Regions from separate parts of the Homo sapiens genome. Here region 2 is linked to region 1. A link is a contact called in ENCODE Hi-C or POLR2A ChIA-PET data. All regions are on one chromosome and are shown on one strand. The core of a region is the stretch at or near the end of the contact, and the rest is flanking DNA. Distances in the headings are between cores, read along the strand shown. Region 1 holds the start of ZNF566 (zinc finger protein 566). Region 2 holds the start of ZNF875 (zinc finger protein 875).

The links. Hi-C counts contacts between places; a loop is a spot of excess contacts on that map. ChIA-PET counts read pairs that join two places held with the same protein, here RNA polymerase II (POLR2A). Pooled maps may share reads with other maps.
Region 2: a loop to region 1 is called in a pooled map, with 6 times the contacts of the local background. The contact joins the promoter of ZNF875 here to the promoter of ZNF566 in region 1. A Hi-C loop is called at or near these places in 9 of 50 pooled maps. POLR2A ChIA-PET finds 5 or more read pairs at or near these places in 5 of 52 experiments (A549, A673, T-cell and 1 more).

What each region holds. Positions count from the first base shown.
Region 1 is chr19:36,486,355-36,491,331 of GRCh38, reverse strand. It overlaps ZNF566 (zinc finger protein 566), which reads left to right and starts at 1,771. Exons shown (of 5, transcript NM_001145344.1): 1 at 1,771-1,846. ZNF566-AS1 (ZNF566 antisense RNA 1) reads right to left here and starts at 1,705. Exons shown (of 1, transcript NR_036504.1): 1 at 292-1,705. RefSeq lists enhancers at 902-1,787, 1,282-1,841, 2,402-2,481, 1,788-2,675.
Region 2 is chr19:37,330,611-37,335,898 of GRCh38, reverse strand. ZNF875 (zinc finger protein 875) reads right to left here and starts at 1,250. Exons shown (of 5, transcript NM_001353803.2): 1 at 1,117-1,250; 2 at 642-730. The coding sequence starts at 674. RefSeq lists enhancers at 1,086-1,185, 359-1,300, 1,396-1,505, 1,301-2,243.

The DNA of each region.
Region 1 (4,977 bases), core at 522-3,021:
CGGACGGGGCGGCTGGCCTGGCGGGGGTGACCCCCACCTCCCTCCCGGATGGGGTGGCTGCCGGGCGGAGACGCTCCTCACTTCCCAGACGGGGTGGCTGCCGGACGGAGGGGCTCCTCACTTCTCAGACGGGGCGGCTGCCGGGCGGAGGGGCTCCTCACTTCTCAGACGGGGCGGTTGCCAGGCAGAGGGTCTCACTTCTCAGACGGGGCGGCCGGGCAGAGACGCTCCTCACCTCCCAGACGGGGTCGCGGCCAGGCAGAGGCGTTCCTCACATCCCAGACGGGGCGGCGGGGCAGAGGCGCTCCCCACATCCCAGACGATGGGCGGCCTGGCAGAGACGCTCCTCACTTTCCAGACTGGGCAGCCAGGCAGAGGGGCTCCTCACATCCCAGACGATGGGCGGCCAGGCAGAGAAGCTCCTCACTTCCCAGATGGGGTGGCGGCGGGGCAGAGGCTGCAATCTCGGCTCTTTGGGGGGCCAAAGCAGGCGGCTGGGAGGAGGTTGTAGCGAGCCGAGATCACGCCACTGCACTCCAGCCTGGGCACCATTGAGCACTGAGTGAACAAGACTCCGTCTGCAATCCCGGCACCTCGGGAGGCCGAGGCTGGCGGACCACTCGCGGTTAGGAGCTGGAGACCAGCCCGGCCAACACAGCGAAACCCTGTGTTTGGTGGAGACCAAAAAAATACGAAAACCAGTCAGGCGTGGCGGCGCGCGCCTGCAATCGCAGGCACTCGGCAGGCTGAGGCAGGAGAATCAGGCAGGGAGGTTGCAGTGAGCCGAGAGGGCAGCAGTACAGTCCAGCTTTGGCTCGGCATCAGAGGGAGACCGTGGAAAGAGAGGGAGAGGGAGACCGTGGGGAGAGCATATATCCTTATTATTAAACTATGCATGACTGTGTATACAATACCTTTATAGGTCAAAAGCAGTCAAATACTGGCCATGAGATACACTTAGTCCAAGTACACAAATAATTGCAGAAGGAGAAAGTGAAACTCCTCTTACTTCCTGCCCCACTCATTTATCACAAAGCACACAGAAGTCAGAATAACACCTGCCCTTTGCAATTTCAGACTCCTCTCTTTCTGCCTCTCCAAACCTGTCCCACGTTTGGCGATTCCTTTCCCTTCGACCTCCCCCCATCAGGTCGCAGGTTCCTGGTCTACACCCCTTCTGCGTCCCCAACCACTTCTGAGTCTCACAACCTCTGGTCCCATAACCCCTCTGCACTAAGGAGCAATAAACAAAATTCACGCCCGAACAAAGAGGCCAAAACAGCAACCCAGGATGTTTGCGCCTGCGCACTCTGGGCGCACAGTACTCAGGCCGGCAGCCCAGCACCGGCTTATCTGTGAGAGCAATTAAGATGACTTTCGGAGGGTCCAACCGCCTTCCCAGCTCCGAACTACATCTCCCAGAAGGCTCAGTTGTGCGATTATCTTTCCATGCAGACTTGTCCTCTTTCTGAGGCTGTCCAGCGCCTGGGGGCAGTAGGACGGGTCCGGGAACTAAGCCCATCTCAAACACGTCGGAGTGGCTTTCTTTGGGGGCCAAGGCCCGAGCCTGAGGCGGGACTCCATGAGGCCTCTGGGGCGCGAGCGGTTTGACTAGGGGGGGCGATCCTTTCGGCGGGGCTGACGCAAGGCGCGGACAGGAATTCTGACGATCGGGAACCATCTTGTCCGGCCTTGATACGTCTCTGACTACGCTTCCCAGAGGTCTCCTCGGCAAGACTGTACTTCTCGCGGTAATTCAGCTTCCAACTCACGCGCTGGCGGGACCCTCAGGGCTTTACCAGCAACTACCCCAGTGCCGGGGAGGGTTCTGCTGCTTCGAAAGCTGGTAAGGCCTGAGGTGAGAAACCCGGGAGAGGGCGGGGCCGGGGGCCAAGCCTCGGCTTTGTGCGGCGGTGGAGGTGAGATTGAAAGCGTGCGCTTGCGTCTGTGTGGAGGTGTGTGGTGAATGATCGCGCGATTGTGACAGGCTGCCCTTGTGATGAGTGTGTTTCCAACGCTCACACCGTGTGCAGCACGGCCTCGGAGACTGTGGCTGCTGGTGTGTGTGTGAGAGGGAGCAGGACCACGTGCGGCATTGTGTGTGCGGCTGTGGGGAGCTTGTGCCTGGTTGAGTGTTACTGCGTTTGTCCCCGTAGTGGTGTGCGACTATATGCTGTGTGACTGTGTGCGGCAGAGTTCAGGTGGGGATACCTGCGAGTAACTGCATGTTTCTATCTGTGTGTGTGGCTGTGGTTAATGTGTGATCGTGACTGTGACCCGGTACAGGTGTGCGCCGACTGTGACAATGTGGTTGTGACTGTGACTGCCTCCTCGGTAAGCGTGCACTTGTGCTTATGTGACCGATAGAGGCCCTGCGTGTGCGACCCTGTTGCTTTGGGCGTGGATTGTCTGTAGCTGAATGTCCCCATGGTGGGAGTGTGATCAGGTTTGTGTGGCAGGGTAAGTCACACAGTGTGAGGTTTTATCACTTACGTATACTTCTCTAGGCATTATACTCCAGTTTTTCCCCGTTTTAAAACTTTATATGAATGTTGTCATACTGTCTTTGGTTTATTTTTACAATTCTGTGAATCATCCCTATTAGATAAAATCGCGGTTAATTCAATTTCTTTGCTATATTCTCCCTTCTGAAGTATACCACAATTATTCATCCTTTCTAGTAATGATGCCCTATTAGTTATTTATAGCTTTTCATTTTATAAACAACACAGCCACATTCTTTCACATGGGGTACACATGCTTGAGTTTATTTACCAGCAGAATTGCCGGTTCATATATCTTCCACTTTACTAAACAGTGTCAAAATATATACCCGAGTGGCTGCACAAATTTGTACTTGAACAGCAATGTTTGAAATATCTTATTGCTCCATATCCCTACCAAAGCATAGTTCCAAGAGTTAAAAAAATTTTTGTAGGCCAAGTGTGGAGGCTCATGCGTGTAATCCCAGCACTTTGCCAGGCCAAGGTGAGAGGATCACTTGAGGCCAGGAGCTGGAGACCAGCCTGGGCAACATAGTGAGACCCTAACTCTACCATAAATACATACATACATAAAAAATTAGCCGGGCATGGTGGCTGGCACCTATAAGTCCTAGCTACTCAGGAGGTTGAGATGAGAGGATCGCTTGAGCCCAGTGCTTTGCAGCTGCAGGAAGCCATGATCATACCACTGCCCTTCAGCCTGGGCAACAGAGCAGGAGGCTGTCAATAGATACATAGAGCCTATATAAAGTGTGCAAATCTTAAGTGTACAGCTGTGTAACACTCTTAGATCTATACAAAGAACTTTGCCAGGACCTGAGATGCTTCCCTCATACCACTTCTCAGTAATTTCTCCCCCACACAATCTATTCAGAATTCTATCATTAACTAGTTTTACCCATTCTTTTTTTTTTTTTTTTTTTTTTTTTTGAGACAGAGTCTTGCTCTTGTCACCCAGGCTGGAGTGCAGTGATGCAATCTTGGCTCACTGCAACCTCCGCCTCCTGGGTTCAAACGATTCTCCTGCCTCAGCCTCCTGAGTAGCTGGGATTACAGGCACCCATCACACCCGGCTAATTTTTGTATTTTTAGTAGAGACAGGGTTTCCCCATGTTGGCAAAGCTAGTCCTGACCTCAGGTGATCCGCCCACCTTGGCCTCCCAAAGTGCTGGGATTACAGGCATGAGCCAGTGCATCTGGCTGTCTTACACATTCTTGAACTTCATGTATATATGCAATTATGCAGCATGTACTGTTTTATGCCAGGCTTCTTTTGTTATATATTATGTTTGTGAAATTCATTCATGTTGTTCAGTGTAATTGTACTTAGCTCTCACTATACTGGGGATATATTGTAGTATATTAGTCGATTACATTGTTGATGGATATTTGGGTAGCTTCCAATTTGGGGCTGTTACAAATGATGCTGCAGCTGTGAACACTCTGCTGTGTTTTTGGTGAACACATGAAGGCTTTTCTCCCGGGTTAATACTTAGGAGTGGCATTGCTAGATCATAGGGTAGGCTAATGTTTAATAGATACTACGAAGCTCTCATGTGGTTGTTCCAGTTTACACTCCATCCAGCAATGTATGAGAGTTCCAGTTGCTTCATATCCTCTCCGTAATTTGGTATGGTTAGTCTTTTAACTATTTTATTGGTTGTGTGGTGCAGTTTCATCATAGGTTTTTGTTTTGGTTTGTTTTGTCTTGTTTTGGTTTGTTTTTTTTTTTTTTTTTGAGACGGAGTCTCGCTCTGTGGCCCAGGCGGGAGTGCAGTGGCGCAATCTCGGCTCACTGCAAGCTCCGCCTCCCGGGTTCACGCCATTCTCCTGCCTCAGCCTCCCGAGTAGCTGGGATTACAGGTGCGTGCCACCACACCCAGCTAATTTTTGTATTTTTAGTGGAGACAGAGTTTCACCATGTGAAACTCCCGCCCGCCTCAGCCTCCCAAAATCCTGGGATTATAAGTGTGAGCCACTGCACCCAGCCTCATCATAGTTTTAATTTGTATTTCCTTGATGTGAAATGATGTTCAGCACCTTTTTGTATGTTTACTGGCCATTTGTATATCTTCTTTTTTGTGTCCATTTTCCCCTTCGTAAATTTTTTAAAAATGTTCTTTTCTTTCTTTCTTTCATTTTTTTTTTTTTTTTTTGAGACAGAGTTTCGCTCTTGCTGCCCAGGCTGGAGTGCAATGGCATGATCTCAGCTCACTGCAACCTCCACCTCCCAGGTTCAAGCAATCCTCCTGCCTCAGCCTCCCATGTAGCCAGGATTACAGGCTTGCGCCACCACGGCCAGCTAATTTTGTATTTTTAGTAGACACAGGGTTTCACAATATTGGTCAGGCTGGTCTCAAACTCCTGATCTCAGGTGATCCAACTGCCTTGTCCTCCCAAAGTGCTGGGATTACAGGTGTGAGCCACTATGCCTGGCCTAAAATTTTATTTTCATGTTGTGAACATAGTATAA
Region 2 (5,288 bases), core at 1-2,500, 850 kb before region 1:
AAAATTCAGGTCAGACTATGTTTGGAGCCGAAAAGACCAAAGGGATTGTGACCAACTCAGCATTCCACTGGAGGTTATATGATTAAACGGTAAACTGTTTATCATGAATGCAGGATGTGAGCAAACGCACACTGCCACCAAAAGATGTGCTGAGAGCCATCACTGCCTGGCGCCTGGCTCCTTGAAGTGATCTACCAGGAAATCTAGCGCCTATTGTTGGAAGGATGCAGTCTTGCAATTGCGAACCAAACGGCCAACTGACAATTACCTGACAATCACCACCCCCTAACTTGTTATCTGTTTTACCAATAAATACGGGAGGGTTGTGTAAAGCTCAGGGCCCTTGTCCACTAGAGACAAAGTGCCCCCGACCCCTTCTTCCAAATATACTTTTTTGTTTCTTGTCTTTTATTCCTTTTGTTCAGTCCACCAGGTCCGTGCAGGTTACAAGTGGCGCCCTGAACAGCGACAGAATCGGACGCTCTACAAGACTATATCAAAATCCTCCTTGTTCTATGGACTAGGAATGACTAGGGCTAGGAATGACTTTGCCCAATACCAACAAGGCAGCCTCCAGGACAAGAAAAGGTAATGGGACCCATTCTGTTGACAGCCAAGATAGAATTACAGTTAATTCTCACCTCTTTTTTGGCTCTCAGGAGCCCTGTGGCCATTTTCCTGGTCTCCTGAGTGCTCTTCCTGGAGAAGGGCAAAGTCTCAGAAGACAGATCTGGGGATGTGAAGAGAAATAAGAGTGGCCTAGGTGGAAACACCCTCCCCACGAAGTGAAGCGCAGTCCGCTCCAGAGCCCCACAGTTGGGGTCTGGGATGTCACAGAAATCACCAGAGCAGCCAATTCCCATCCAGTGGGGGGCCAGGATGACCCAGCCACCCTCAAGCTCAGCCGCAAGCTCGGGACAGGGAGTGAAGCCCTTGTCCCCAAGCAACGGAGTGAGGGTTTATCTCTAACCCTGTGGGCTCGAATGAAAGGAAAATGGCCTGGAGGTGCCCAAAGGAGAGCGCCCTAGTTCTGAGATAGCTCTGCGGCTCCCAGCCGGCGTCCCCGTAACACAGGGACACGCAGAGGGGCATGCTGACTGCCTATAGGGCACTCACGGAACGCGGGTGCACGCTGCGGATCCTGAAGCCGAAAGTCAGGTAACAAGGTGCAGAGGTGTGGGAAAGACCTTAAGAGGGAGGCCTTCCCGGGTCCCAACCAGCTTAACGCGCCTGGGCCACCGACCGGAAGTGTTTCTGACGTCAACGCTACACACTGAAGGGTAGGGAGGGGAGCGGAAGTGACCGCAGAGGCCTCTGGGGATTGTAGTTTCGGAGCTACAGAGGCGGAGAAGTCGGCTTTGCCCACCACACAGGGTGACTGACATCTGCACAGCGCACACAACCAAGTTTACGAACCCACTCTTAAGATGCCCAAGTGACGTTGACAAGTTTCTCTGTAAACCAATGAGATCTGCTGACCGCGAAGGCATCGCGGGACTGCCGAAGGATTCTGCAAAATGTGGTCCCGGTGCTCTGCGGGTGGCCAGTGTGCGCTGACCTTCAAGGTGCGGGTGAGCTGAGCTCACTACGCAAGTCTCCGCCCTGATGCGCCCTTCCCTGAGCAGGTGCCAGGTCGGGACAGACGCGGCTCAGGGAGAGACGATGCTCTGCGGGAACCACCAGTTTGGAGGCGACACCGGCCCTTTGTCCCCTAGAGTAGGAGGGTGTACCAGGACAGGGAACCCCAAGGCTATTTTCGCGGAGAGCAGGATTGGTTTGGGGCAAACTCCCGGAATGCAGATGGGGGAGACTGGTCGCGTGTCCCTAGGATTTTAGGGGATGCAGACTGAACTTGGGGTGAACAGCAAAAGATCCCCTGGTGGTGGTGGGGATCCGAAGCTTGATCAGGAAATTCCCGAGGTTTTTATTGGAGGCTGGGGTACAGGTGCGGCTTGGAGGAAACTTCCGGAGGGTGGGGTGGAGGTGGGGCGGTGTTGGAAAGGAGGCATAAGTCTGACCGTTTTGTTCAACAGGGGTGTTTTCTTTTTGCATTGATTTTATTTTTAAAGATATTACATTAAAATATTGTTTATCTTGATTACTGAGTTTTTTTGGTGACCCTTTAAATTCTGTATCCACAGTCCCCAGCATTTACAGAAGTGAGGGCCTGGCTTCTAGGGCATCAAGCAGCCAGAAAGTCCCTTAGGACAATTGTTGAATTGTCAGTGAGTCATCTTTTCCTTTCCTGACTTCCTTAATATCCACAATTTCCTCGTAACCATCCCTCCAAAGCCACACCCACAAGGCACCTCCAAGACCTATCATGAAGCAGATATTCAAAGATTATTTGTAAATCTTCACACCCTACCCCCTCCAGAATGTCTTCCAACATCCCTTTGCCTGGAGAAGTAAAAAACAAGGTTTGCATGTTGGGTATCAGCCTCTCCCATTGAGAGGGTGTTTAGGAAGGAGGATCAGCCGAGAGCCCTATTCCAGCCCAGGTAAATGACCCGGCCAAAGATTTAATATCTATAAATGTAGAATGCTTGTCACAGAACTCAGTGGGAACCACAGTCAGGCATGGGGCTGGGATTTAAGAAGCACAAATGAAAAGCAGGGACTAGAAAACTTAAGAAAGATATGGTAGGGGTGGGGGTGGGGGTACAGTGAGGATGTGGGATCCTGAGATAATCCAAATCACTATGTTTAGATGTAGGTGTACAAAGGGAGTAAAGAGAGACCCAGGCTGATGGGGTATTTGTAATAAATCAAACATAATGTAACAGCAGGTCAAGTAATAAGGGGACTCTCAAGTGATAAGGATCAAGTGATAAACAGTGAAAGGGGCAGAATGAAACTCTACAGAAATTAACAAACATCAACAAGACATCTAGGAAAGCATTTACAGCTGCATTCATTTAAATGAAAGGTGATAGTTACTCAGTGCTGTGTGCCAAGTACAATGATACACTCTCACCTGAGTTACCCTTGTAAATCTGAACCACTTGTCATTATCTGTGCTTTAAGGAGTCCTATTTTCCACACTCTTAACTGGCTTGAGATGTGAAAATCCATCTAAATTATAAACGCAGTGGGGAAGAAAAAATCTAGTCATGCCCATCAAGGGAACATGTCTAGTTAAAATTAGCATAGATAAAAATCAGCAAAAAACAAAAAAGCAAATTGAAAAAATATTCTTTGAAATTAAAAGCCATACAAACCACTGTGTCACTGATGAGTTAAAGAAGAAACTGGCCTGCAAACCAGAAAATACACTGGAAGAAGCAATAGTTAAAATACTTCAGATCTAAACCTGTAGAATGAGGCTACCTCAGTTCCAAATATATCAGCTTAAAAGTAGTGGCAAAAAGAGCAAGAAGTTGGCCAGGCATGGTGGCTCACGCCTGTAATCCCAGCACTTTGGGAGGCCAAGGTGGGCAGATCACCTGAGGTCGGGAGTTCGAGACCAGCCTGGCCAACATTGCGAAACCCCATCTCTATTAAAAATACAAAAATTAGCTGGGCGTGTAGGGGTGGGTTGCCCCTACACACCTGTGGGTGTTTCTCGTAAGGTGGGACGAGAGATTTGGAAAAGAAAAAGACACAGAGACAAAGTATAGAGAAAGAAATAAGGGGACCCGGGGAACCAGCGTTCAGCATATGGAGGATCCCGCCAGCCTCTGAGTTCCCTTAGTATTTATTGATCATCTGTGGGTGTTTCTCGAAGAGGCGGATGTGTCAGGGTCACAAGACAATTGTGGGGAGAGGGTCAGCAGACAAACACGTGAACAAAGGTCTTTGCATCATAGACAATGTAAAGGATTAAGTGCTGTGCTTTTAGATATGCATACACATAAACATCTCAATGCTTTACAAAGCAGTATTGCTGCCCGCAGGTCCCACCTCCAGCCCTAAGGCGGTTTTTCCCTATCTCAGTAGATGGAGCATACAATCGGGTTTTATACCGAGACATTCCATTGCCCAGGGACGGGCAGGAGACAGATGCCTTCCTCTTGTCTCAACTGCAAGAGGCATTCCTTCCTCTTTTACTAATCCTCCTCAGCACAGACCCTTTACGGGTGTCGGGCTGGGGGTGTCGGGCTGGGGGACGGTCAGGTCTTTCCCTTCCCACGAGGCCATCTTTCAGACTATCACATGGGGAGAAACCTTGGACAATACCTGGCTTTCCTAGGCAGAGGTCCCTGCGGCCTTCTGCAGTTTTTGTGTCCCTGGGTACTTGAGATTAGGGAGTGGTGATGACTCTTAAGGAGCATGCTGCCTTCAAGCATCTGTTTAACAAAGCACATCTTGCACCGCCCTTAATCCATTTAACTCTGAGTTGACACAGCACATGTTTCAGAGAGCACGGGGTTGGGGGTAAGGTTATAGATTAACAGAATCTCAAGGCAGAAGAATTTTTCTTAGTACATAACAAAATGGAGTCTCCTATGTCTACTTCTTTCTACACAGACACAGTAACAATCTGATCTCTCTTGCTTTTCCCCACATGGGCGTGGTGGCCACTGCCTGTAATCCAGCTACTTGGGAGGGTGAGGCAGGAGAATCACTTGAACCCAGGAGGCAGAAGTTGCAGTGAGCCAAGATTGTGCCATTGCACTCCAGCCTTGGCAACAAGAGCGAGACTCTCAAAAAAAAAAAAAAAAAAAGCAAGGAGTTATTAGCTCTATACACTTTTTTTTTTTTTTTTTTTTGAGACAGAGTCTCACTCTGTCGCCCAGGCTGGAGTGCAGTGGTGCCATCTCGGCTCACTGCAAGCTCCGCCTCCCAGGTTCACGCCATTCTCCTGTCTCAGCCTCCCGAGTAGCTGGGACTACAGGCGCCTGCCACCTCGCCTGGCTAATTTTTTTGTATTTTTAGTAGAGATCGGGTTTCACCATGTTAGCCAGGATGGTCTCGATCTCCTGACCTCGTGATCCACCCGCCTCAGCCTCCCAAACGCTGGGATTACAGGCGTGAGCCACCACGCCCAGCCAAGCTCTATATACATTTATAGAAGAAACTTCTAATTTGAAAAACTCAAAGTTTTAAGTAACAATGATCACAAAAGGGGAAGAACAAACTTCCAGAATCTTGGGGACAGAGGGTGGTGTGGTGGGAAGAGAGGGAATTACTCTGTCACCAATGAGTCAAAAAAGTTATTAAAGATTAATTTTAAATGAATAAAACTAAAAACCAAGACTTACAGAATGAGACTAAAACCATGGCTGGAGGAAAACTTTTAGCCTGAAAGTAGCCTATGACTTAGAAATTAAGGCAGAAAACTAAGG